Regions from separate parts of the Homo sapiens genome. Here all the other regions are linked to region 1. The links are chromatin loops, found by intact Hi-C in ENCODE. Cell type or tissue: GM12878. All regions are shown on one strand. Each heading gives the region's core, and the rest is flanking DNA. Links, peaks and the distances in the headings are about the cores only. Region 1 holds the start of PAX5 (paired box 5). Region 2 overlaps ZCCHC7 (zinc finger CCHC-type containing 7). Region 3 overlaps ZCCHC7 (zinc finger CCHC-type containing 7).

Region 1 (6,848 bases), core at 1,626-5,625:
CGCACTGCATTACCGTGGCTTCAGGATGTGGGGGCTGCTACAGTGTTCTAGTAGCCTGACATCGACTCTCTCAACCCAAGTCCAGCCCATTTCCCTGTTCTTGCTTCTGACAAAGTGAGGCCCAATAGGGCTCAGACTGGTTGCTCAGTTCTGGAAAGATCAGGGATGCTGCCAGCATGGCTGTCTCAACCCACTGAGTTCTGTCTAAACTTCATTTTTAAAAAATAAAAAAAATTAAGTATCAGAGGGAAAGAAATTGACCTGAAATTATACAGCAAGTGGAGGCACAGCAGATTCCTGCATGATTCCTGCCCCTGGATCAGGAGTCTGCTCTACTTGACCTGTCCCTGTTTTCAGGAGTTCTTGAAGAGGATGGAGAAAAAATGAGAATTTAACCAGGTTTTTCAAGAATCATGTAAAATCACCTTAGTCGGGGTGTGTTATCATTACCAGCATGTCCTGCAGGCCAGGGGCGCTGGGACTACTCTCTCTCCCAAAGACTTGAGACAGGCAGCCCCTTCTAAAGCCTCTGCTTCCCCGTTTGTTTAATACAGAGAACAAATCCTGAGATGTGACTTCTTAGGCTCTGTGAGATGAAGCTTCATGGATGGGGGTTATTAATATCTATCACTCCATTCCAGGCTCATTCCAGAACTGTGAGACTGGATGTCAATGCCCAGTGGGAAAGTACTCAATCCATCCAGGTCTGCCCGGATCTAAGGACTCAAGGGTTCCCATGGCAAGGAGAGACTACTACTTGTCCAAGTAGTAGTTTTTCTCCAAGGGGGTCCATGGAGAGAGGGGGGAATCTGTCTCTTCTCCCAGCAGGAACAGGAGGTCTAAGGGCAGAGAGGTCACCTTCCATTCCTATTCCCTCCCTTACTCATGCTTTATGATCTCGAACAAGTCCCTTCCCCTCTCCGAACCTCTGAGTTTCCTTTCCCTACAGCAAGGAAGACATTAGAGGAGAAGGTCCTTAAGTGGCTCCCTGCTTAGTGTTGACCTGACCTTATTTTGGGCTTAGAGCCAGAAGGACACACTCCCTCCCCATTGGGCAGATAGGGAAACTGAGGTTGGGGTAAGAAATGGAATATGGTTCTGAAGGAAGAAAAAGGAAGTCTATTGGCCCATGAAATACCCAGAAGTTGGGAGAAGGAAGAAGCTCTCATAGGAACCAGACCTGGACAACCCTTTGAGCACCAGCTTGGACAGCTTCTCAGCTTCCCTCTCTTCTCCAGCCCTGACCCAGGCTGGAGTGGACAGATGGAAGTGCAGTCTCACTTGAACTGTCGCCCTTTTCCAGGCAGGCAGCTCTTCCCCAACCCATCAGTGAGGAGGGGGCGTGGCTCTCTAGATTTTAAGGCTTGGCCAGCCTAGGGCTCCCGTATCTCACCCCACCCCAAGCCCCACCCAGTCCAGCTATGCAGAGGAATAAAATGCTTTATTGATTAAATGATTATTCAGGCAATTGAACTAATCAAAGAGCCCATCGACCGCCATGAATTACATTCTTCTACACAGCTTGTCGGGAGAGCCAGCCCGAGGACTGCGCAGACCCTCTCCATGACACTCACACATCCCCGCCTCATTCCCCACACATACACAACACCCACTTCCAGGCTCAGGTCTCTCTGAAAGTCCATCTGCTGAGAAGCCCACTGCCAGGGAGAAGGGCCTTCTGAGAATTGAGGATGGAGAAGAGGAGTTTCCAGGTAACTTTTCCTGAGCCCTCATCCTGGGAGCACTCTTCTGCCTCAGATCTCTGCCCTCACTTCTCTCCAGCCACAATTTTGGAAACACAGTTATGCCCCAGAAGTTGTCCTGGGCTTGGGGTCTAAGTTTATCCTTTTTGCTCTTAGGCTTGTATTTGAGGCTGGAGGAGAGATGGGGGTTCTCAGAGGGCACAGAGATGGGGGAAGGGGGCTTCTTGCCAGGGCCAAGAGAGTGTTTGTGTGGGAGTTACACAGTGGCCTAGTGAGTGAAAGAGGCCCCCCATACCTGATTCATGCCTCAGGGCAGATGGAGGCCTACTGTCCCTGCTATCTCCTCTCAGACATAAACACATCCTGCTACCTACTTCTCAGGCCTGTGGGAGGCACATGGGGACCTAAGCCAGGGAGGCCTGTGCGCATACAGGCCCTAGAGCTGAATGCCCAGACTATGCACATGCATCCACCCACTGTGCTCTCCTCCACTGGTGCGGCACCCACAGGATAAAACCTGAGGACACAGTGTGTGTGTGTCTGTGTGTACACACAAATACACACGCCAGTGTCAGAGGCTTGTCTAGGTGAAAGTGAATGTAGGCTGGGGGTCCCTAGAAATGTCACAACTAACCCTACAGGTGTCCGCTGTCATCTGCAAGGTTGTGCCTGCCACAGGAGACCTGTTTGTACAAATGGTAGCCTGAACAGTGCTCACTGCACACCAAGAGGCTGCATGCCCTGAATTCACACCTTCATTCCTGGTCCTATCTCCCAATAGAATGGACACTGGGCCTTACAATGCACATGCTAAACACCACGGATCTCCATAGGCCCCAGACCCACGTCTAGGAGTTTGCCTAGAGACACAATGTGAACATTGGCGTGTATGCATCGGACAGCCGTTGACATCCAAAAATGGAAAGGTCAGTGTAGCCACTTCTTTCTCACATCCAAAAATCACTTGGGATATAACAGGTGAATGCAGACCCTTTAAATAGTGGATGTACACTCAGATATTTCCGAATTACATAAATAACACTCATAGTAGACACACATTTTGGATACCCAAAAGAATATACACAAGTACTAACTTATAAACACACACGAATACCCCACGAGTATAAAGATACACACACACACACACACACACACACACAGGCAAACAACTTTTGGACACAAACTCATATATTTTTACATCTTTTAAAAATACATATACTGTAATGAACACACTGAGTCCCTTATATAAACACACAGGCCCTAACTTGCAGACCCCCGGAAGGACGCCAGCGTGAACATTCAGAAACAGAGAAAAACACAGACAAACTCACAGATATTTGGACTGATGCAGAAGTGTGTGAACAGATAGGTGAAAAAACATAACAAACACGCCGCAGTTAGACAGTCTCTACGAAAATGCGGCGCGCCCCCTCCTCCTCCAGGGTCACCCTGCGTGGGGACCAAGGCCTGGCCGTGTCCCGGAGTTTGCACATCTGGAGCCCGTATCGCGGTCCTACCTGTCCTGCTGGTCCGAGGAGTCGGATAATTTTTCTCTAAATCCATTTTGATTTTTCAGGACTTGATGGAATGGACAGGGAAAAGTTTCCACTTTTTTGTGCCTTTTTTTTTCTTTTTTTTTTTTTTTTTTTTTTTTTTTTGGTGCCAGGGGCCGCTCACAGGTCGGAATAATTCAAGCCTTCCGCTCCCCCGCCGAGCTGGGGTAGCTGATCACTGAGCTGAAACTAAACGTTTTAGGTGGAAAAAAAGCGTCCGAAGGCACCGTGAAATGATTAAGGAACTAAAGAGCTTCTCGCCATGTGAGATCATGTCCTGTTCTCGCCAACATCACAAGATGTCCCCAGACACGCCGCGCCCCCAGCGCGCCGCCCCACACTGCCGGCCCGGAGCGAGGAAAGGGTAGGCGCTGCGCGGCCGGGCCTGCTCAGCGCGCCAGACGTGGCGGACCCGGCCCGGCCGGAGTAGAGCGGGAAGCCGGGAGAGCAGCAGTGCTGCTGCCGCGCCGCCCCAGACTTTTATAGGGGTTGGGGGGAGGGAAGGAAGGCTTCAGCCTGCGCCGGGCGCTAGCCAGCGCACCTACGGGAAGGGGCAGACCGAAGCGGAGCCCGGGAGCCCGGGTCTTCCAGCCGCACCTTCTATTAAGACATGCGCTTGGGGGTCGCGGCCCTCTGCGCTGTGCGCGGGGCCTGTGACATCTCCATGTGCAAACCCCGCTGCTTAGACGAGCGCAGGCCGGGTTTTTGTTTTTGAAGAAATTAACTGCTCGGCCAAGCAGGTGCTTTTGAAAGGGGTTGCAAAGGCTGGCAGTGTTGCCAGGCACCGAGGCGACGTTCCGGTTTACTCCGATTCACCCCTAGGGCGGCGCCCGACCCCAGGGTTCCCAGCCATCCAACCCCCACCCCAATTTGTTGGGGTCCTGACTATTGCTGGGCCCCTGACCCTAGGGCAGCGCCAGATCCCTAAAGCCCCCAGGTCCCATCCAGTCTTCTAGTCCCAGAACCCCTCCCCACATCAAGTTCCATTCTGGCCCAGAGCATGGAGGTTAAGCTGTGAAATACTGGAGATGAAATCCGGGCTTCCGCTTTGGAGCACCCGGGCAGAGCAGAACATCTCAGTAGTTTCTGGAGATTGGCGGGAGTTCCAGACACCTTACCCCGGCCCATAAGTGGAATCGCATTGCCCTCGAGCCCTGAGACGTTGTGGAGTCCCAGAGCCCCAGGACTTGATTCCAGAGAGGAAATCAGATCCACAGAGACCGAGCAGAGGTGTGGCATGTCCAGCCCTCTCTCTTCGGGCCAGACTCAAGCCTCCCCTCCCTGTTCCCCTCCCCAGCCTTGAGTTAGTTCAGCTGCTGGGCCTAGCCACTGAAAGCCTGTGGGGCCCTGCAGCGGGGTGGTCGCAGGGGAAAGGTTCTCCAGGGCGGGGGAGCGCTCCGTAGGAGGACTCCTGGCCCGCCGGACAATGGCAGTTTTGGAGAGTGAATCGTCCTCAGCAAGAGTGTTGTTTGTTTTTTGGAGGGGGTGGTCACGAGGCTGGGTCGCAACCTAGGGGGAAGAGCCTAGAGCTCGAGGAAAGGGGGGCCCCCGGCGGCAACTGGACATCACATATCCACTGAGCAGATTTCGCCACAATCGGAAATGTGGCTGTGGATTCCCGGGCGGCCCCCCCACCAAGTGGTCTGCGCAGTTCCCCAGCGCCGCCTCCTCCCTGCAGCCTGCGGGCCCGTGTCCCTACCCCGAGATTTGATTTTTGGCCATCTCCGAGTGCTCGACTCTTTCCCTCCGCAGCCCAGCCCCAGCCCAGGCTTCCCGCCCTCCCGCCTCGCCCGCGCCGGGAGGCAGCGCCTGGGAGGAGCGGCCTGTCCGCGCCTGGAGATCAAAAGCCCTCCCGGAATTGACATTTCACCCCGGGCTGGGGGCGGGGGGTGTTGGTGTTTTGTTGTTGTTGTTGTTTCCATTTAGAGGGCTTGTTTTGTTTTTGTTTGTTTTCTGTGAGTTTTCATTTTTCCATGGGATATTCTTTTGTTTCGGGTGTTTTGCGTGTTGTTTTTTCGTGGGATTGATTTTAGCGGGTTTTGCTCTGTAAGTCCTGGTCTTTGGGGTGAGTTTTGATTTTGTGTAATTTTGTACTTTGTCCTTGTAGGCTGTCTTTTTGTGTGTCGTTTGTAAGGCTTTTCCTTCTCCGCGGTGTTTAGATGTGTTTTGATTTGGTGTGAGTGGGTGTCGTCTGTGTGTGTGTTGCCTTAGGGAATTTCGTGTTGTGTGTGTTTTGTTTCCTTCGATTTGAATTTTATTTTTTTGAACTGTACGTTTTGGTGGGGGATCGGGTTATATTTTCATGTGTTGTCTTTAGTTTTTGTGTTTGTGAGATGCGCTGGTGAGAGTTTGCGTGTGTATTTTGGCTTTTGTGGGGCTTTGGGATTAGGGAGGGGACATCAGCCGCTACTCCGTTCCTGCCCGCACCCATGAAGGGCAGAGGATTAGGCCAAGCATCACGAATCGTAGGTTCGCCGTGCTCCGCCGCTTCGCGCTCTGGACGCTCGAGACCAGCGGGAAACAAATGTGGTTCCCGAGGGGGCGCCCGCTGGTCGTCAAAACCTCGCGGGCCCGGAGGCGCCGCTGCTGGGTCAGAATCGCAGAGCCCCCCTCGCGGGGTACCGAGGCCCAGCCGCCGTCCCCTTGCCCACCCTCTCCCCTGTGAGTCGGTCTCCCCTTGCGCCTGGCCAGCATGCTTCGGACCGTCCGGACTCCCGCAGCGTTGGCCCAAGGGGCGGCTCCCCTCGGCGGAGCAGGTGACGAACCACTTCGGAGGACACGGAATTGACACTGCGGCCCTAGAGATACGGGACAAGGGGCCAGAACGCGGGGAGTCTAGGCTCAGATCGGAGTCGGGATCCCGGGAAAATCCCCCATCTCCCTTGCCCGCAGCCCTAGAATCCCAGAAACCCAACTCCGCGCAGCTTTCGGTTTGGAGAGCCCGCCCTGGTTTGCAAGCACAGATACATGTGCCCACACCCGAACACACGCAGACACCGCCAGAGAGCGAGACAGCGAGCGGGCGCCTCCGTAGCAGCGGCCTGCGGGGCGGAACCGGAGCTGGCGCCGCCTCAAGGGGAAACCGAACTGTAGTGACCGGAAATGTCCCCAGGACAGAATAAGCCATTCCTTCTGTCCACGTTGCCAGGACTTCTCCAGCTCAACACACCTTGGTTTGTTTAATGTTACACGAGGGAGAAGATTTAGAGGCAGAGACACATGCTGGCTCAATCGGCGAGGAAATACGAGCAGAGTCTAAACAGAAAGAAATATGGAACGGGGGGAGACTAGACTGTGGGGAAGGCAAATTGGAGGCCCAGAAAAGGGGCTGGTGCGGAAGCTCCTCCAGGCCCCTGGGCGCTCTGGCATTCTGTGAGAAGGAGAAAGCAGAAGCCGAGAACAGAGAGTGACAGGAAAAGAAAAGAGACGCAGAAGGGGTTGGCCTAGGCACGCTGCGAGCTGCCCTCCAGCTAAGACGCTGCGGGCAAGGGAGGGGGAGGCCGACATCGCCAGGCGAGGGGCCAAGGTCGGGCTCTTTAACTCAGCCAGGAAACATCGTTGGGGGCTCCAGGGCTCGTGGAGCCCGAACTGG
Region 2 (6,848 bases), core at 916-4,915, 270 kb after region 1:
ATTGGGTGGTGGACACATGGAAGATGAGTGTTCCTGGGCCGTATGGAAAGTCCTCTTTAAGGCGAATTACCTTGTGCTAGTTGCAAAGGTCTGGAAGATTTAATTCAGGTAAATTACACAACGTGACAATGTATATAATTCCAGTAATGAGAGAAAATTAGAATCAGAAATTCAGTACTAGAAGGTGCCACCATGGATGCCATTTATTCTAACCCATTGTCATACAGACCCAGAGATCTTAAGTATCCTGCCCAACACCACACAGCAAATTAGCGGCACAGTTAACTCTAGAAGCCAGATTTCTATCAAGTACCATACCCAGAATTTAACAAGTTGGAGAATTTGCTGTTTGTGGAAGTTCTGAGGAGTTGCCCTAGACAAAGCTTTCCTTGGGGTGAGATTTTGAGTTTAGACACAATAGGTAAAGATCAAGGGCAGGAAGCTGCTGTCATTACTAGGTTCAAATCAAAACTGGAACCTTGGAGCCATGGCAGGGACAAGAATTGCCTTATGTGTTCCTGGTGATGTCTTTGCTTCATATACCACTTGAGAAATACTGACTTGATCTATTGTTGAAACTTAGTTTGTATACTTGTTGATGAATTTTCTATAGTAAGAATATGAATATGCTATAACTTTTTGAGGAGTTGTTAGTACAGTTGACCCTTAAACAACACGGGTTCGAACTTCATAGGTCTGCCTATAAGCAGCTTTTTCTCAACCAAAAATGGATTGAAAATACAGTTTTCATAGGCTGTGAAACCCACGTATATAGAGGGCCAACTTTTTATATGTGCAGGTTCCACAGGGCTGACGGGAACTTGAGTGTGCAAGGATTTGGTTCTACCAGGGTAGTCTTGGAACCAATCCCTCATATATACTGAGGGACAACTGTACACAAGAATATTTTTGAATCCCACAGGATTGTTAAAACAATCTGAATAGAGTCGATCTCCCTCCTTCAAACCTTCCTTTTTTACTGTTTTCTGTTTATGTGTAAATTTGGAGAGTGGTAACAGTTGCCATTTTGCATTTCATTGGTTTTATATTTCATTTTTTAAGAACAATTTTAAGTCAGTCTTATAGTTAACATAATTTCAAGTGGTCATTTTGAATTTTAATGATGAAAGACATTGAGATACAAAAAGCAGCTTTGAAAGTTGTAGCAAAGCATGCTTCATACATGGATCCTTTGAATGAAAGAATAATAGCATGGATGGTTGATGAAGGAATAGAAGCTGCTGCTATTTAATGTATTCTTCACTCTCAGTACATGGATACAGCCTCCAAATGTTACAAAGAAAATAATCATCAGCACAGCATCTCTGCATACCTGTGGATTGGTCTTTTTGTAAAGCAGCCTCATGGTTTTCTTAGAAAAGTTTTTTATTTAAAAATATATCTCTAGACACTTACTCCTGGTAGGCCTGGGAAAATGTAGATTACTTCATGTCTCTTCAAAAGCCTTTCAAAGAAACAAGTCAAGCTTGATTTGTGTTTTTGAGATAGAGGAAAGTAGTAAGGTAGGAGGACAGAGGAAATCTTAGCTTTAAAGGGAGAAAAAGATCTTTCAGTCCTTTTGTCAACACTTTAGTTTCTGCATTAGTCATAGGTCCCTTCCCCCTTGGCCATGGGTGGACCAAAGGAATAGCAGCCATTTGCACGTTTGTGAAAGGACAGTGGAAAGAAAAGAAAATAGCTGATACAAGAAAATGTGGGAGATTATTTCCCCCACTAGGTTTTTACAGTTGTATTTTTAGATTAATCAGTGGTTTCTGGATATTTGGCCTCCTTTTTTTTCTTTTATTTTGCTGTTTTTGATGTTATAAAATACAGTGCTAAGAACCTAACCCTATTAGTGAGATATTATTCAGAGTCTAATTTTTTTATTGTTATAATGAAAGTCATGTAGAATGCAAAGCTAGTGGACACAGTTAATACTCATATTTGGTAGAAATACTTTTCCTCTACCAAGCTGAGTTCAAATTGTGGGCCTGCAAGTTAACTGATACTGGACAGGTTAACTGGAGAAAAGATAAGGTTTATTCACACTTGAAGGAGCACTCAATATCAGTAACTCTGAAGAAGAGTTTAGAGGGTTATAGAAGTAAGGGGTTATGCCTCTTGCTGTGGCACACCACAGATGCCAGCACTTTGGGAGGCTGAAGTGGGTGGATCTCTTGAGCTCAGGAGTTTGAGACCAGCCTGGGTGACATGGTGAAACCCTGTCTCTACCAAAAAAATTATAAAAATTAGCCTAGCGTGGTGGCAAGTTCCTGTAGTCCCAGCTACTCAGGAGGCTGATGTGGGAGGATTGCTTAAGCCTGGGAGGCGGAGGTTGCAGTGAGCCAAAATGGTACCACTGTACTCCAGTCTTGGCAACAGAGCAAGACCCTGTCTCCAAAAAAAACAAGAAGTAAGGGGCTATATACCAACTTAACAAGAGGGGGTAGCTTAGGGAGTCAAAGGACAGAAAGATCTCATTTACACAATTTTTTTGTTATGTCTCAGTGCCCAGTGTCAGTCATCTCCCTCCTGTGGATCCTCCTGGAGGTGTGAGAGGGTTGTGACAGCTGCCTCAGTAAAGCTCTGCTTTAGTCAGATAAAAGAAGTTAAGATTTCATTCTGCATCTGCTGTTGTATTTTTGGGCCCTTCACTGATTTTTTTTTGTTTTAATATTTGTATGTAGTCTGATGCTTTTCAATGTATTTTCACATACCTCATTTTATTCTCACAGGACTTTTTAGGCAGACAGGGAAAATACTATTATCCCATTTCACAGGTCAGAAAACTGAGACTCAGAGAGGTTAAGTATTTGTCCAGGGCCACATAATTAATAACAGAGCCAAAATAGGAATTTCAGGTATTCAACATTTCTCAGTGTACCTTTGGGGTCCAATTTGAGTACTCATAAATTGTGTAATCTATTGTCAATCTATAAGTCCTTTAAAAGTGCCACGGTTAAGTAATAATTTATTTGTTTTGTAGGAGAAGATGGTATAAACTGGTCCATCAGTGACAAAGACATTGAGGTAAAATCAAATTGTTTTTAAAATTCAGAATAATAATTTCCTTTGCTTCATAGTTTATTATGATAACTTTTGGAACATTAATAAGTTTAAGTGGCTTATAAGAAAACATTTGATTTTAGCATATGAGTGATTTAACTCTTCAGAAACTTGGTTCAGCCTTGAGTTTTGTCAGTGAGTTAATAGCTGTAATCATCCAGTCCCCTTTCCCTTTCTGTTTCTCTCCTGCGGTGAGTCCTCTCAGCCCATATGGCCTGGTACCACTAAAAAGATCAACACCGGAAATAACTGCTTCTTCAGTGTAAGGAAATGGTTAGTCTATTTTTAGGATGTGGCAGGTGTTTGTCTTTGTCGATTATTAGCCTTAATTGTGGCAGATGCTACAAAAAGAGAATAATTTTATAACTTGGTTTTGGGAGATAGCTAGATTGTACTTACATGTGGTCCACTTGGCCAGTTCAGCAAAATAACAAATAAAAGATGAAAACTTTTTTAAAGATGGAATTCTACCAAACAAGCTAAAGCATGGTTGGGATTTACAGTTCCTCTTTAGATATTCCATATGATATGCATTGTTGGTACTCTCTTACAAGATCCTAGATTTAGATTAGAATATGGGACAGTTAGAATTGGGTCACTCTGTAGGCAGAATGGATCTTAAAAGGATTCCAGTGGAAAGAAATTATCTCATTCCTTTATTTCTATAAAGGAAGACTGGATTATCAGTCTTTTATTATCATCCAGTCTTGTAGGCAGTAACCCTGTGCTGTTCAAAAGAATGGATATATTGGGTAGCTGTACTAACTTTACAAAAGACAAAGTCATAAAAACACCATTCCCTAACTCAAAATTTAAGTAGCCCTCCCATTCAGAAAAACATGGTGTACATTCAGTTATAGAAATCAGCAGTGGCTGGCCGGGCGTGGTGGCTCACACCTGTAATCCCAACACTTTGGGAGGCTGAGGTGGGTGGATCACCTGAGGTCAGGAGTTCGAAATCAGACTGGGCAACATGGCGAAACTCCTTCTCTACTGAAAATACAAAAATTAGCCAGGTGTGGTGGCGGGCGCCTGTAGTCCCAGCTACTCGGAAGGCTGAGGCAGGAGAATCGCTTGAACCCAGGGAGGTAGAGGTTGCAGTGAGTCGAGATCACGCCACTTCACTCCAGCCTGGGCAAAAGAGTGAAACTCCGTCTCAAAAAAAAAAAAAGAAAGAAAGAAAAGAAGTCAGCAGTGGCTTTGACTGAATGCTACCGCGGTGTCTAAGTGATGCATGTCAGTACCCCTGCTCGATCTGAAACATAAGTAGAGAAAGATTAAAAAAAAAAAATCACATGGAGAAGTATAAAAGACTCAGCAGGCGGGAGGGGCAGACAAAAAGCAGTAGAGTTACCTTTATGGCACCTCCTTTTATGTTTTTCTACCTCTTTTTTTTTTTTTTTTTTTTTTTTTGAGATGAAGTTTCACTCTTGTTGCCCAGGCTGGAGTACAATGGCACAATCTCGGCTCACCACATCCTCCGCCTCCCAGGCGCAAGCGATTCTCCTGCCTCAGCCTCCCAAGTAGCTGGGATTACAGACCTGCGCCACCACGCCCAGCTAGTTTTGTATTTTTAGTAGAGATGGGGTTTCTCCATGTTGGTCAGGCTGGTTTTGAACTCCCGACCTCGGGTGATCCGCCCACCTCGGCCTCCGAAAGTGCTGGGATTACAGGCATGAGCCACCACGCCCAACCTCTACCTCTTTTTAAGAGAACAAGAGAGATCATAAAGTTCCCCTGTGGCTAGGTTCTAAGTTGAACAGATATAACTAATAATTCTCTTGCTTTATCAAGGTAATGGAACTGACTTGAAGCTTGATGTATCTTTATTTGCTTATAGTTGTCTTTAACAAGAGTAGTAGATGGCTTTTATTTAGCAGTGAAACAATTTTTTTAATTCTTGATTTTTTTTTCCCTTAGGCCCAGATAGCTAATAACCGAACACCTGGAAGATGGACCCAGCGGTACTATTCAGCCAACAAAAACATTATCTGTAGAAATTGTGACAAACGTGGTCATTTATCAAAAAACTGCCCCTTACCACGAGTACGTGAAATATGCTTTGCTTCTTTCCACATTTGTAAACTCAAAATCTCAAGGGTGAGGCTGGGCACGGTGGCTCATGCCTGTAATCCCAGCACTTTGGGAAGCCGAGGCAGGTGGATCATGAGGTCAGGAGATTGAGACCATCCTAGCTAACATGGTGAAAAACCCCGTCTCTACCAAAAATATACAAAAAATTAGCCGGGCGTGATGGCGGGCGCCTGTAGTCCCAGCTACTTGGGAGGCTGAGGCAGGAGAATGGTGTGAACCCGGGAGATGGAGCTTGCGGTAACAGAGATCACACCATTGCACTCCAGCCTGGGTGACAAAGTGAAACTCTGTCTCAGAAAAAAAAAAAAAATCTCAAGTGTGAAACCCTATAACCTTAGAATTCAAATCTTTTTATAGTATGTGTGTTAAATTTCATGTAGCTTACAGCCTAGTGTCGGAGAAATAATAATAAATTTGGAGTCAGAAAAATGTGGAATCAATTTTAACTTATCATTACTAGTTGTATGGGCAAATCATTTAACCCTCTGTGCTTCTTGTTTTCTTGTCTATAAAATGAAAAGATTGAATCAGATGATTCCTGAGACCCCTTTCACTTCTAAACCTTGTACTTCATAAGATAGCTTATTTCAATGTGAGATAATTTTTATCGTTAGAAAATTATAATTTGGGGCATTTTTAAATGTTTATTAATGTAAGTTACGTTAAGCAGGTACATCAACCTTTGGAACAACACAGAACTGAAGATCTTAGACGTTTCCTGACCAGATAATTAGCTCTTAACAAACATTTCTTCCATTTCTCCTTCCTCTTCCAAATGACTGCTTTTCAAATAGTTCAGACACCTCTTATGCTCCTTTTTTGTTCTTGCTTCTCCAGTCAAAACAGCTTCTTCTGTATCTGTTCCTCCTATGACTTAGCTTCTAGATATCCTCCTCATTCTACTTTCCCTCTTACATACCTTTCATTTTGTCAATATTCCTATAAGAAGAGGCATAAGGAATATATGCCAGCTGCTAGTATGTACAGACTAAGCCTTTTTGGCAAACAATATACATACAGTGTTTTGGACATTTTGTTTGATTTTTACAGTTGTGCTCAGGATTCTACCTTTATTGGGATCTCAAATTAGAAAAGATTTTTTTATGGGATTATATTGAAAAACAAATACTAATCTTCTACCTTTTGAGACTGAAGAGATTTTATGTTTTTTTCGCCACATAGAAAGTTCGTCGCTGCTTCCTGTGCTCCAGGAGAGGACATCTCCTGTATTCCTGTCCAGCCCCCCTTTGCGAATACTGTCCTGTGCCTAAGATGTTGGACCACTCATGTCTTTTCAGACATTCCTGGGATAAACAGTGTGACCGATGTCATATGCTAGGCCACTATACAGATGTGAGTATCCTGCATATAACTAATTTGTCAGGCTTTGGAGGGAGTGTGCAAGTTTGTAATTAATGTGCAAGTTTATAACTATCAGTCAGCATACCTAAAGGAATGTTTACTCCGTGAGATATATATATATATATATAGTCATGTCCATTTTGTCACTGAACATGTATATAAAGCAGTGCTCTAAATAATATAGGGGTAAGGAGCCTACTGAATCAGAAGACAGCATCAAGAGATAGCATTAATAAATATTTTAAGCCCATTCTAGCCCTTTTTCTTTATAAGCTTGTTAAATAAAGGCTGAATTTAAAGAGGTAATAAATAACATGTAAAAT
Region 3 (6,848 bases), core at 1,212-5,211, 110 kb after region 1:
GGGAAAAGAGTAATTTTGATAATTAATAATTTTAGATTTTTTTCCTTTGATTGTACCTCATGGTTGTGAGGTGTCTAAAATGCTCTTTCTGCATATCTGTTAAGGACTTTGGGAATTGGGGTAAGGGCAAGCCTTCTTTCTGTGTCTGTTAATTACAGGTTTTTTCTTGTGGATGTAGTGCTCTTAGAATATGAAACTGATTTATAGAATTTGTAATTACCAAGAAATAAATAGCATCATTGAATTTTGTTTTCTTTATTTTTGCTATTATTTTCTAGTTACTGTGCTTCACATTTTGATTTCTATCAAATGACTTCTCAAAAAGCAATTTCTTTTAAATCAGTGAGTTTCAAACTAAGAAGAAAATGTATCCTGATAGTCTAATTAGCTGTTGTTTGTCCATGCCAATTAAAATAATCTTTTGAATTTCTAGTCTTTGATTATAGTTATATAGGCTTCATGAGTTTGTAAAACTATTCCTCCTTTTAAAGTATTTTAAAAGGTGTATTGTAATTTTATAATTGATATTCATATGTAATTATTGAGAAACTTGAATAACCTAAAATATATTTCTAGTATTCAGCACATCAAATCAAGGTATAACCTGTGATATAAAAGTGGTCCAACAGAAGTATACAGCTTTAAAAATAACAAGGAATTAATTCTGTTAGCATGTTTTACTAGCAAATGTTCGTGGAAAATGTTATTAATTCTTAAAGCTCAGTGCCTGGGTTTTATTGTGTGTGGCCTTACTAGGAGAACACTGTAGAGCCGAACTTGAAATTTATTAAGGAAAGAAGAAACTGGTGAAGTGCTTTTATGCTGTTAAAAAAACTTCACAGACAATTGTCAGACAATTTTTTTTTTAAAGGTCATGATTGCTTGATGCCTTTTCCAGTCTTTATTTGAAACTCTCGTTTTGTAGGATTTCTTTTTTGTTCTTCCTCTTCCTTTTTTCTTTTGGCAGTGGGTGGAAGATTCTTTTAAAACTGAATGGCTAAACCTGTATGGTAACTATTGAAGTATGATCGAAATACTTTTATTCATGATTTTTTTAGGCCAAAAAATGCTATGAAGGTAAGCCAATGATGGTAAAATTACATTGTGTTGCGTGGAAACTGTTTTAGCTTTAGCGTTTTCTGTTCAGAAAAGTAGGCTCTGCATTAGAGTTTTAAATTGGGATTTGTTTGTGAAATATTTTGTAATTCTCATATTGCTGATTGCCTTTATGTCTCGGTGTTCTAGTAGATAGTTCGTAGTTCCTGAAAAATAATATTCTGTGTATGAAAGAAAATAGGAGGTGAGAACAGAATGAGAATTGGGAAAGAAAACCCCCTACCCAAAATGCCGCCACCTAACAGGTGGAAATATCTATGCCATTACAGATTTTCAAAACGTAGAGTGCTTGAACTCTTTTTTTCTAAGAGATTACTTCAAATTTGACAGATTTCACAAAATTTTGTTATGATAAATATTAAAATTTTAACTCTTATTTTTATCCTAAATTTAAGCCCTTACAAATTAAGAAAAGAGTGCCTCGAGGCTGATTGCTAATGTTCAATTAAGTTATGTGTTCAGTGAAGTAATTTTTTGATTATGATATTTTGATTTTATTAATATGTAAACTAAAAATTATAAAAGGATTATGAGTACAGAAATTAAATTATGTGAAATTAATTTTGATATTTTGCGGCAGACAGTTTAGAATTAAAATATCCTTGGTGTGTAATAATTTTATTTCTTGTAAGGACATCTGTTGGCTTTCAGTATTCAGAAAATTTAGACTTTTTAATTTTAAATGTTGACGTAAATTAACGGGAGCCATACTTTAAATTGAAAGAACTTAAGGGAAATACATAAAATATGCTAGTGATTGGCTTACTTACATTTTCAGTGATTAGACTTTGTGAAATAAGAGTAAGGCCTAGCATTTTATTTTATTTAAGAAAATATACTTAATTTAAAAGTACTAATACAAGAATGAGAGAAATCTGGTCAAGTATAGTAAATCCATATCCATAATTATTTTCAATCACTAGTTACAGAGGAAGGTGTGAATGCTAATATCTTCTTTGTTGAAAATCATAAGTTGTATTTTGAAAAGGGATGAAAGGGAACAAGTAACTGCTTTCAGGCAGATTTATATCATCCTAACATCATATGTTATTTGTGGGTTCATGTCACAAAAGCTTGCAAAACTTCACAAAATAATTTAATGTATTTTAATTTAGTAAGCTTGCTGAAAACTCTTTTGTGATAAATCTAGAAAAATTTATACATGATATTTTTCTTTTTTAAAGTTTAGTGATCCATCTTGGTACTTTGTCTCAATTTCAGTCTTGTTGATTTAGATAATATTCTTATTGTTTTATAAATTTCCTTTCAGGAATGTGTTACTGCCTTGATACGTTCTCACCTTTCCAGTTATATATGATCCATCTATGACATTCTATCATCCAGGTGTTACTATTTTATTGTTCTTTCTTGTACTTTTGTTGTAAGGTACAGACTTCAAGTCTAAAGTAAGAGCTAGTGTATATTACAGTGTATATGACCATTTCTAATTTGACCTGTTACTGTAAAGAAGGCTAACAAGTGTGTATGCCTAGCCCACCCCTTCTGGAGCAGTTGAAAACAGGCCTCAGAAGACTCAAAGGAATTCTTTTAACTCCTAGCAGGGCCACGGGGTCAATGTCAGATTTAGTCATGCTGTTATTTTAGCCCAGTGGTCCAGAGAGATGACTGAAAAGTGAGTCTTTCATTTCTTTTTTTGTGTGGTTATTAACAGGATTAAATGTAAGCCATTGTGTACTTAGTACCAATTAGTTTCTCATCTGAGAGGTTCATTATGATTTTTTGTCAGCCTTCGTCTTGTAATATTTGTTTCTTTGTTTGATTAGTTAAGGGGCTGAATGGGCTAAAGGGAAGTTTTAACAGCAGTACTTTTAAATTCATTAAGAATTTTAATAGTCAACTTTTCAAATATGTAGACCTTGATTAAAAAAGGGACCATGTTGAAAATTGGCAAAATTAAGTAAATTGTTTAAAATTTTCCTTTTCCTGTTGTATTTTTTTAATCTGAAAAACAGACTGTCTTTATTATATCAAATAATACTTTTATGTTTCTAGAAGTCTACTTCAGATTCTTGTACATACTTCTTAAGATTGTATTTAGTTTGCTGTGAATATGTAATTATCGTTCAGAAGGGGCACATACCAAAAAGCTCCAAAATTAAAAAACCTTTTCAGTTTCTAGGATAGAAACATAGATTGAGCTATTAAAAGCAGAACATTAGAGTTCTGGGATAAAGATAGTTGTCAGGTGTAAACAAGCCTTAATTGAAAAGGAGGCAGCCTAAAAGTTGATTCTTTATGCTATTATAAATAAGTAAAAATGCAAACTTGCTTGAGTTCAGAAAATAGGAGCATACCCAACTTTTAAAACTACTTATTAGATTGGTAGTTGCTTTAGATCCTTAACTTAAAAAAATTCTTATTAAAATCAGTGTTCAATTGAGTAATATTCCTCGTTTAATAGATTGAGATGCCTCAGTTAAATTTTGAACAAAAATTGTTCCTATAAATTGAATTGGAGATGCTGATCTGTTAAAAGCAAGGAATATAACCCAAAATTAAAATAGGAATTATTTTGCTAGTGGATAATTATCTTGGACAGTAGGTCTTATATCTTGTTGAAGTGTGTAGAACACACATTTTCACATTCATTCATCTTTAAGTGAATATACCTGTAGGCTGATTCAGACTTGGTATTTTATTTATTTTAAACATTAGAAATGATAAATACTAATTTAAGCAAGTGCGATTACTATTTTAACTCATTCTTCGAGAGTTGCTTCATTTATCTCAGAGTTTTTGGTGTACCTTATTTACCTTATTTAGATTATATCATTGTATTAAGTCCTTTGCTTACTGCTGTAGTTTTTTGGTACCTAGAATAATTTATTATGGAATTGAATATTAAAAATTTGACGATCCCAATAGTTATGAAGCTTACAGATTCTGTATGTAGGCTTTTTTCCTCCTTTGGTTTCAGGCATAATGAATGGATGGCCCTTGCTTTCTGATATTTGTGTATCCAATTTTCTGAGGAAACACTTTTCTACAAAGTCTGCATGTTTGATTGTTCTACATTTTTCTTTCATTATAATTTGAAAAGGACTTAGATCCTCCAAATGAAAAATGGCTGTCTTGGCCATATGGTAAATTAGGCCTGCTTTATTATTGTCTAATAATTAAGCCTCCCTTTACTTATCCCACCCTCGTTTTAAAAACTAAAAACGTGTGGTAGCTGTATTAGTTAGAACATTTTCAAGTAACAGGAAGTAATTCAGTGGTAACTTCCTCATGTGGTTTACTGTTTATCAAAAAGGAAAGTAGTTTCTTTTGAGAGAATAATGCAGTTTTTGCTGCTCAACATTTTCTCAAGCTCTTTGGAAAATAAGAGAGAAGTCTTTAATGTGCTTGTAATATGATAAGGACAGATTTAAAAATTTTGTTTCTCTTCTCATTACTTGGTGTTTGACTTCAGTGGAAGCTGAAAGAAGTAAATAGATGTTAAGTTGAAAATCTGCCTCAGTGTCAGATGCTCATATAATTTAAATAATTTAAAATTTGTGGGTACTTATATTGATTGACCTTATATTTTAAAAACATAGGGAATAACATCAACTATTTGTATCTTCTCTCTTAACTTAAAGTTGAATTAATTAACTTTAGCTATCTAATAGAGTAGGTCCAGAAATTAACATTCAAATAACAGTAGTAAGTATAGGTGAAGACCAGGCTATCCCAAAGATAATTCATTAGGACTTCTGTTTCTATAGTATCTTTCATATGATAGTAACTGTTGTAAACAATTGAATTATATATATCAATTTAATAAATAATTGCAATATTAAAAAGTTAGCCCCGATAATTTCTACCCAAACACCTCCAAATTATGCTACTTCAAAAACAGTTGAAGGGAAGTTTAGGAATATAATATAGTTTCATTTTAAGACCACTAGGATAATAGACATTGTAATGTAATGGAAAAACATTTTGTCCCATAAAAACCACTTTCATTTAATGCTTTGTTTTTCTGTCTAACCAGGTAATACCTAGCAAATACAGAAAGAGAGATAAAGCAAGCAAGCTGTTTTGAAAGTGTCTAATATTGGCTGATGTAGAGCTATAGGTGGGTGTATCTTATTATTCCATAAAATTAAAAATAAGAGTGGGGGGAAAAAACAAATCCCAAGAAAATAAATGGAAGGTGAGTGAAGAGTGAATAGAATAAAAATAGAGATCTAGTATTTCAGTCAGTCTGCTAGTTAAATTTTATATTCAGAGCTTTAACATTTTGGGCTTTTAAATTTCCTGCAGTGCACATGACTTTCTTTCATAAAAGATATGTCAATCATATTAGGAATAAAAGTAATAGCTCATATAGTGCTTTATTATTAGCATCTAAGAAACCACTGGTATTTGAGTAAATTGTAAGTTAGAATTGATTTTTTAATAGCTTTTTAATGCAGATCAAACATTTGTGGCTTTTGAATGAAAAATACTTATCAACTAATTTTTATTAGCATTGCATTTTTAAAAAAATCTACATTATAACATATTGGAGGTTGATTGAAAGGGAGTTTTTGCCTCCATTTTATAAAGATGCTCTGTAAGAGCACTGGTGATAATGATGTCTATTCCTGTATTTTTTGCTGACTTTTACCTGGTATCCTGTCAGTAATTGTTTTTTCATGTTGAGGAAGAAAAAAGAATCTATACTTGCATCTGTCAGTATTATTGTTGTTTTAACTTTATAGGTATATTGTAGACATTGAATTGAAAGATTTGTAAGCTTTTGGTTTTCTGTGATACTGATTGGGAACAAAGGCATAGATAATCAGAGACAGCAAATAATAGCCAAAAATATATATTTGATATGTATTCATTTAGCCAACAATAACTAGGGCCTTTTGTGAATCACTGTGCAAGATGTGCTGGTACTTACAAAGATGAATCAGGTATAGACCCTGACCCCACGGATCCTATGGCTTAATAGAAGAGGTAAGAGGTGAGTGGCATAATAGAGTCATGGGGTGCAGGAGAGGAAAGATACTGCTTTCATGAGGGGTAGAGGTGTGTGTCAGGGGAGATAAGGATATATCATGTTTAGAGGAACAACAGACTTTTAAAATTCTATTTTGAATTAGGTCGGTTTTTCTTAGACTGAGTTCCTCATTCTCCTAGGGTCCATTTGTAGGGAAAGGTTTTTTAGTTCTTAAATTATTTCTTAAATTTGTATTTTTATTTTGATGTTAAAAAGTGATCGTACCTGTTATAAAGGTAACACTTTGCAGTGATAACTCATAGATGAAAGACATTTGTTATAGGATGAGACTTCAGTTTCTTAAGTCAGTGTTTCTCATTGGGATTTTTGGACAGATATGATGTTCAAGAGAACTTTTTTTTTAAGGGGTTTATATATTTTCTAAGTTTGAGAAACAAAGGCTTAGGCTCATTTCATGTTACTTTGCACTGTCTAAACTACATTCTAATTGGTGGCAGAAAGTAGGTGGCCTAGAAATGTAAGTAGCAAATTTTTTTCAGGAGGTAAGGCAATTCAGCAAGGTAGTGGAGAGTTCACTGTCAGTTACCACTATTTAGGAGTTAAGTTGGTGGCAGTGCTGCTGAATGGGCACAGTTTGTTTGATTTTAAATGGTAATGAACTGTGAGTTTATTAAATAGAGGGTAAAAGTTCTAAATACATTCTGAACATAAACTAGACCCGTTAAAGTGGTTTGTGTTACAACCTACTCTATAGTGTCCTATACAGTAGTCAAAG

Evidence for each region. Peaks named below come from ENCODE experiments on the same cell type or tissue, not always from the same donor. Only the 100,000 strongest peaks of a DNase experiment are listed, where the experiment ranks them.
Region 2: it touches region 1 in a loop (2.6-fold over the local background); 5 of 110 quality-filtered maps call a loop at or near these places.
Region 3: it touches region 1 in a loop (6-fold over the local background); 6 of 110 quality-filtered maps call a loop at or near these places.

Annotation. Positions count from the first base shown.
Region 1 is chr9:37,030,766-37,037,613 of GRCh38, forward strand. It overlaps PAX5 (paired box 5), which reads right to left and starts at 3,503. Exons shown (of 10, transcript NM_016734.3): 1 at 3,221-3,503. The coding sequence starts at 3,266. It overlaps LOC105376031 (a long non-coding RNA gene), which reads left to right. Exons shown (of 2, transcript XR_929590.3): 2 at 1-568. RefSeq lists silencers at 3,269-3,389, 3,656-3,835, 4,916-5,075, a promoter at 3,649-4,087 and enhancers at 4,166-4,215, 5,609-5,658, 6,659-6,738. In GM12878, for the core only: a CTCF peak has its summit at 4,075; no DNase peak of the experiment used is centred there; H3K4me3 peaks cover 4,000 bases; H3K27ac peaks cover 4,000 bases.
Region 2 is chr9:37,299,199-37,306,046 of GRCh38, forward strand. It overlaps ZCCHC7 (zinc finger CCHC-type containing 7), which reads left to right. Exons shown (of 9, transcript NM_032226.3): 3 at 2,990-3,033; 4 at 4,990-5,115; 5 at 6,346-6,516. Among named protein-coding and RNA genes, the nearest start is that of LINC01627, 92 kb to the right of the region's middle. RefSeq lists an enhancer at 3,294-3,343. In GM12878, for the core only: no CTCF peak of the experiment used is centred there; a DNase peak (open chromatin) is centred at 3,303; H3K4me3 peaks cover 1,918 bases; H3K27ac peaks cover 4,000 bases.
Region 3 is chr9:37,142,249-37,149,096 of GRCh38, forward strand. The region is part of intron 2 of ZCCHC7 (zinc finger CCHC-type containing 7); the gene reads left to right. Among named protein-coding and RNA genes, the nearest start is that of ZCCHC7, 25 kb to the left of the region's middle. In GM12878, for the core only: no CTCF peak of the experiment used is centred there; DNase peaks (open chromatin) are centred at 2,713 and 4,327; H3K4me3 peaks cover 2,043 bases; H3K27ac peaks cover 3,647 bases.